Regions from separate parts of the Homo sapiens genome. Here region 1 is linked to region 2. Evidence: chromatin loops called from intact Hi-C (ENCODE). Cell type or tissue: CD4-positive, alpha-beta T cell. All regions are shown on one strand. Each heading gives the region's core, and the rest is flanking DNA. Links, peaks and the distances in the headings are about the cores only.

Region 1 (2,913 bases), core at 320-2,819, 150 kb after region 2:
CTATTTCTTGAGATCCTGCAGAACACAGTATCTAACTATAAGCTTAATATAGTCCAATAAATATATTGACTGATTTGTCATGTGTGCCTCTATCTCCCTTTACATTACCTTGAACTCTTGACTTCCTTTCATTTACTCAAGGTCATTCATCAGCTCCAGAGAGGATCTTTAGAGCACAGCTCTGAGAATAAGAGTGAAGTTCTTGGTTTGTGAATTGTGAAAATTTGGACTTGGGTGCTAGAGACCTTAGCCCTGCAGTGGGCAGAATTTAGGCCCTAAGTGATAGATTTGGAAGAATATGCTGTGCATCAGAGGCAGTTTTCTGATATTCAGATAGGTAAAGATTCTATGGGATGAGAGAGAGAAAACAAATCAGGAGAGAATCACAGGACATTGCCGATGTGTCTCTGAGACAGGTCCGACACTCCTCCCAGCCTCTTGGGGCTGAATCTTGATGAAGGAATAATGACGTATCCCCATATGGGTTTGGGGATCACAGCAGAGAAAGCTTGTGCCTTACTTCCTGGGTGAGATGGAAAGTTAATCATGTTTACAGTCTTGTACTGCAGGCTTAGTGTAGAAGTAGGAGAGATGGTGGCTTGTTGAGTTCTTTTGCACCATGTAGGAAGCAGCCAAAGGTTTTCTATGTCCTCAGGAGACACACAAAATGAGAGAAGAAGGTGGGAGGGAAGAGAAACAGAGAATATGTAGGGGTGTTCTTCCTGAAGTCACAGGAAAGAAGGCATCTCAGCAGATGCTAGTGTGGAGAGATGAGAACAACTTTCTACCCACTTCCTGCCCCAGCCCACAGCCTTGACATCCTGTAGGCTTCCCCTTCCCTATATTAAACCAATCTTGGAAAAAGGAGGAGAAAACTGTAATTGAATCGTATATGCCACCTGGTGGGATGGGGGCTAAAAATAGAAATTCCGTCTTGGTGATAGTGATGTTATATTTCTTGCATACCCAAGCTTTATTCCTCTGACATTTGTGAATATTCTTTCCCTCAAGCTCACCTCAAAGTCCTCATCTTTCAAGAAGCATTCTATTGCCTTTCCTCGGTATCACATAATTTCTGATTTATTTCCTCCCTTGCACAGTGCCGCTGGACTAAGAGAAAGAACATGCAGATTCTAGTTTCAGCTCTCATTTGCTGAATGTCTGATGGAGAACAACTCACTATCTCTGGGTCTCCATTTGCTTTTATGTAAAACAGTATGTCAGAGGAGGTTGTGAGTTAAAGCTGAATAATGGATGAGGAAGTGTTTTTATTATTTTTATTTTTTGAGACAATGTCTCTGTTGACCAGGCTGGAGTGAAGTGGCGTGATCTCAGCTCACTGCAACTTCCTCCTCTGGGGTTCAAGCTATTCTCCTGCCTCAGCCTCCCGAGTGGCTGGGATTACAGGCCTACCCCACCATGCCCAGTTAATTTTGTATTTTTAGTAGAGATGGGGTTTCACCATGTTGGCCAGGCTGGTCTTGGACTCTTAACCTCAAGTGATCCGCCCCCCTCAGCCTCCCAAAGTGCTGGGATTAGAGGCATGAGCCACCACACCTGGCCGAGGAAGTGTTTTGAGGACAAGAAAGTTTCAAATGCATGTAAAGTGGGATTATGGCTGCAACTCTTTTACCCTGGCTGCAATATTCCTAGCTGGGAATGTGATTTTGGTATCATTTATATATTTAAATTAGGCATGAACTACATTTCAGGATCTCTATTCCCACTCATTGAGAGGTTGAGGAAAATCCAAGAATCGAATCCCTTCTCAGTTAAGAAGTAAGTTAGCACAGACCACTTTATCCCTCAAAGAGGGAGAGAAAATAATTCCAAGAAGCTTCTTTGTTCTAAAACTTCATCTGCTCCTCCTAAAGACGATTCCTATAAGGAGAACCTCCCAACAGCTGATCTCCAGCAGGATATTTTATGTCATCTATAGTTCTTGACCCATTAACCCTTCAGATGCCTTCTGTGTCAGGAATTCGGACAGCTTCATGCTCCCAGCTGCACACCTGCCAGGGCAGAACAAAACAAAACAGGTGTACAGCTGAGTCCCCTGGTGGCAGATACAGTTTCTTCTCTTTTTCAAAAGTTTTTAAGGTTGGCCTAAGGTAGCAGGACTGTAACATAATAACACACGCACTCATTTACTTGTCCTTTCAATTTCCATTTTGCCCCCGGAGATTGCCCTGCAGGACTTAGCTAATGCCCAATTCATTACTTTAGCAAACATGAATTGAAAACCTATTATGTGCCAGCTGTGGGGGACAAAGGGATCTATGAGATGTGGATCCAGCCCATGTGACCTTAGAACCTAAAGGGAGAGGTGACTAGCTAAGCTGTAAAATAAGTCCTGCTCAGTCTAGGTGGCTCACACCTGTAATCCCAGCACTTTGGGAGGCTGAGGCAGGAAGATTGCTTGAGCCCAGGAGTTCGAGGCCAGCCTGGGCAACATAGTGAGACCCCATCTCTACAAAATATACAAAAATTAACTGGGTGTGGTAGGGCGCACCTGTAGTCCTAGCTACTTGGGAGGCAGGAGGATTGCTTGAGTCCAGGAGGTTGATGATGCAGTGAACCATAATCATGCCACTGCACTCCAGCCTGGGCGACAGAGTGTGACCCTTTCTCAAAAAAATAAAATAAAATTGTATAAAATTACCTTCAGGATAGATGTATAAGGTATGTGAGAAACACAAATAAATCCCCAACATATTTCATTATGTATATGCAAATATTTTAACATACAACAAGTAAAAAATTGAAAACACTTTCTATCCCAAGCATTTAAGATAAGGTATACTCTACCTGTACTGGAAATATCAGACACAGACTATGAGACAACTATGATTACTACTCAGGAAGTAAGCATCAAGTATAAAAATGGTGATAGATAACTGTACATTCTAAAGA
Region 2 (2,913 bases), core at 312-2,811:
TGGCTGTGACTCTTGTGAGCTGTGCTCTCAGGCTGTAGATTTTCAGGAGAGAGGTGGATGCTGCTAGGGGAATGTGATTAGCAAGCAGTGGAGATGGTAAGTTTGACTGTCTCAGCAACATTCTGAGGCCTGTTTTTCCTCCTAGGTGGCAGTCACAGGAATTATTTAAATCAATGTCATTTCAGGGTTGAGGCCCCCAGCACATCGTAATGGAAAGTGCACTGGCTGGGGTTAAGAGGCCTGATTGCTCATTGAGGTGGCACCATTTACGACCTTGAATGACACTGCTGGGGGTTCAGAACACAATACCCCAAAATATGACACTGTGGCATTTGAGGAAACAGCAGAAGCAGGAAGGTCTCTCTCACCTTCCCTTGTCCTTCTCCCCTGAAGCAGGTCATAAAATCCAAGAAGTTGTTGGCCTTCCCCTGAAGCAGGTCGTAGACTCCTCATTTGAGAGATACCCTCCCTATACCTCGAGGAAAGGAGCAGAAGACACAGAAATGCCGTGAAGAATCTGAACAAACAAGCCTTGCTAAGTTCCCTCCGGCTTATTGCCATTAGATCACAGCCCCTTGTCCAATCATACTTTCACAGCACTGTACTCTCTTCATCAAACCTAAGAATGAAAACACACAGGTTTCCCTGTTCCTCTGGGACATTGCCAAAGGCTCCTATGTCAGGTAAAACTTTTTTAAAAAATTTGTTTGGAGACAGGTCTTGCTCTGCCACCCAGGCTTGGAGTGCAGTGGCACAAACACAGTTCACTGCAGCCTTGACCTCCCGACTCCTGGGCTCAAACCATCCTCCTGCCTCAGCCTCGCATATAGCTTGGACCACAGGCACGCACCACCAGGGCTGGCTATATTTTATTTTTTGTAGAGGTGGAGTCTCCCTGTGATGCCCAAGTTGGTCTTGAACTCCTGGGCTCAAGCGACCCTCCCACCTTGGCCTCTCAAAGTGCTGGGATTATAGGTGTCAGCTACTGCGCCTGGCCTAAATTTTAACTTAAATGAATTCATATGCTTTTCTCTTTTTAGTCTGTCTTTTGTTTTTGGGGCCTCAGCCACAAACCCCTGAGCAGCGACTGAGAAAACATATTTCATCCCTTACGACTCTGGCAAGTAGCAACCTTTTTCAGTTTACTTACTCTCAGTGCCCTTCCCGCTTTAGAATAAGGTCCATTGATTGAGTAAGATGCCTTCCCACCTTGTCCAGTGACTTGTGTACCTGGCGGTGGTTCTGGGCGTGTGCTCTACCAGCATCACCTGGGAACTTGCTAGAAATGCAAATGTATTGTGCTCCACTCCAGACCTAGTGAATCAGAAATCCGGGGGGGGGGGGGAGGTGGGGGTGGGGACTTAGACATCTTGTTTTAAGGAGGCCTGCAGGCGATTCTGGCGAACACTAAAGTTTAATAATCATAAATATAGGGTACACTTTAATAAAAATTTGCCGCAGCAAACGGGAAAATACCAATTTAGCTCTGTTTGCTGCAGCTTCGCAGCTTTACCAGGAGAGGGCGCCGACGGACCTGACTTTTGCCTTGCCTCGCAGTAGAGCCCAACTAGAGGGTAAACAGCAGCCACAGTAAGTTCTAGCTGTTGCAGAAATAAATTACAAATACATGTAGGAAAAAGGACTTCAAAAGGCTGCGGTATCAAAGTGGCAGTTAAAGAGAAGGCAACGCTCAGAGTTGCAGGTGGAGCAGCGGCGGCTGCATCAGCGTCTCAAATTGCGAAAACATTTTGGGCTGAAGTATTTCTTTGTAGCATTTCGTGGAGCCCCTTTCCTTTGATATACACTAGCCTTCCGACTTCCCTTTGTTCTTTTTTCACACGTCAGGTTTTATCGCTGACAAGCTCCAACGCGTCAAAGGCGTTAGATCTGAGGGCTGCAGCAGCCTTCGCGGTTCCGCATTGAGCTCCTTCCTGCAGCCCTCTGCGGAGGTCACGGCCACGTGTGGGCAGGGAAGGCCCCCTACCCACTTCCTCATTCGGACCCGTCACCTTTAGCCGGCGACCACCTTTTGATCTCTTGTGTTGCACTTGTGTCCCCCGTTTCTCCTCCAGCTTCCCTGGAGTCCCTCATTGTGGAGCTGTTCACGGCCCCAGTCCCTGCACAGCGGGGTTTTGCACGAAAGAGGCCGTGAGGGCCAGAACTTAGTACAGCCTTGAATACTGGGGCGGGGAATGGGGGTAAGAAAAACAAAACCTCCCCACTGGTCCTCTTCTCTCTCTCTAGCACTGCATATTCATCTTGACACCAAGTCACACCCCCATCAGGAAGTCTGGTTTTGGGGGTAGTGGGCACAGGACGATTTGGGGGATTTTTGCATTTGTTTGAGCTACAGGGAAAGAGAAATATTTAACTCCTGAAAAGAATCAGCATACCAGGTGCCTTATTATACTGTGTGTATGTGCTATTGAGCAGTCTAGAAACCTTTCTGCAGTCGTGTTCTGCAGATTTCATCCCAACAGAAAATTGCATCTTCCAAAAAATGTAGTTCAAAATAATAAGGCTTCATTCATTTTTAAATGACCAGAGCATTTCCTTCTCTCAGGGGAGGGGGGCAGGGAAGGGGATTGTGTGGAGATCTGTACTAGGAAACAAATGCCTATAGGTGTAGGAGAGACATGTTTTATAATTTTAAGAATATACAAGGGACATCTGTTCTCAGTTTACACTGGGATGCTCATATATTTATTCTAAACAAGAAATTCAAATGGAAAAGGCTTCACTGTGCAGGAGAGACAGGAAAAGGAAGAGTGAAATCGTTGAGAGCACGGGTTTTGGTTTTGTGGTGACAGATTCAAGGCAATGAACACACATGATGTTTTGCTCCTCAGGGCCAGGTTGTCTCCAGTGTGTAGTGTATACACATTTAAATGATGGTTTGTAACTGCAGAGTTG

The links. A loop is a pair of places that touch in the nucleus more often than their neighbours do. Peaks named below come from ENCODE experiments on the same cell type or tissue, not always from the same donor. Only the 100,000 strongest peaks of a DNase experiment are listed, where the experiment ranks them.
Region 1: a loop joins it to region 2, with 2.2 times the contacts of the local background. A loop is called at or near these places in 3 of 110 quality-filtered maps.

The regions. Positions count from the first base shown.
Region 1 is chr1:101,453,315-101,456,227 of GRCh38, forward strand. No RefSeq gene overlaps it. Among named protein-coding and RNA genes, the nearest start is that of LINC01307, 130 kb to the left of the region's middle. RefSeq lists an enhancer at 1-719. In CD4-positive, alpha-beta T cell, for the core only: no CTCF peak of the experiment used is centred there; no DNase peak of the experiment used is centred there.
Region 2 is chr1:101,307,899-101,310,811 of GRCh38, forward strand. LOC102723784 (a long non-coding RNA gene) reads right to left here and starts at 1,257. Exons shown (of 6, transcript XR_947643.3): 1 at 1,151-1,257; 2 at 369-475. RefSeq lists a silencer at 1,395-1,689. In CD4-positive, alpha-beta T cell, for the core only: a CTCF peak has its summit at 1,510 (motif pointing right); a DNase peak (open chromatin) is centred at 1,673; H3K4me3 peaks cover 1,975 bases; H3K27ac peaks cover 2,500 bases.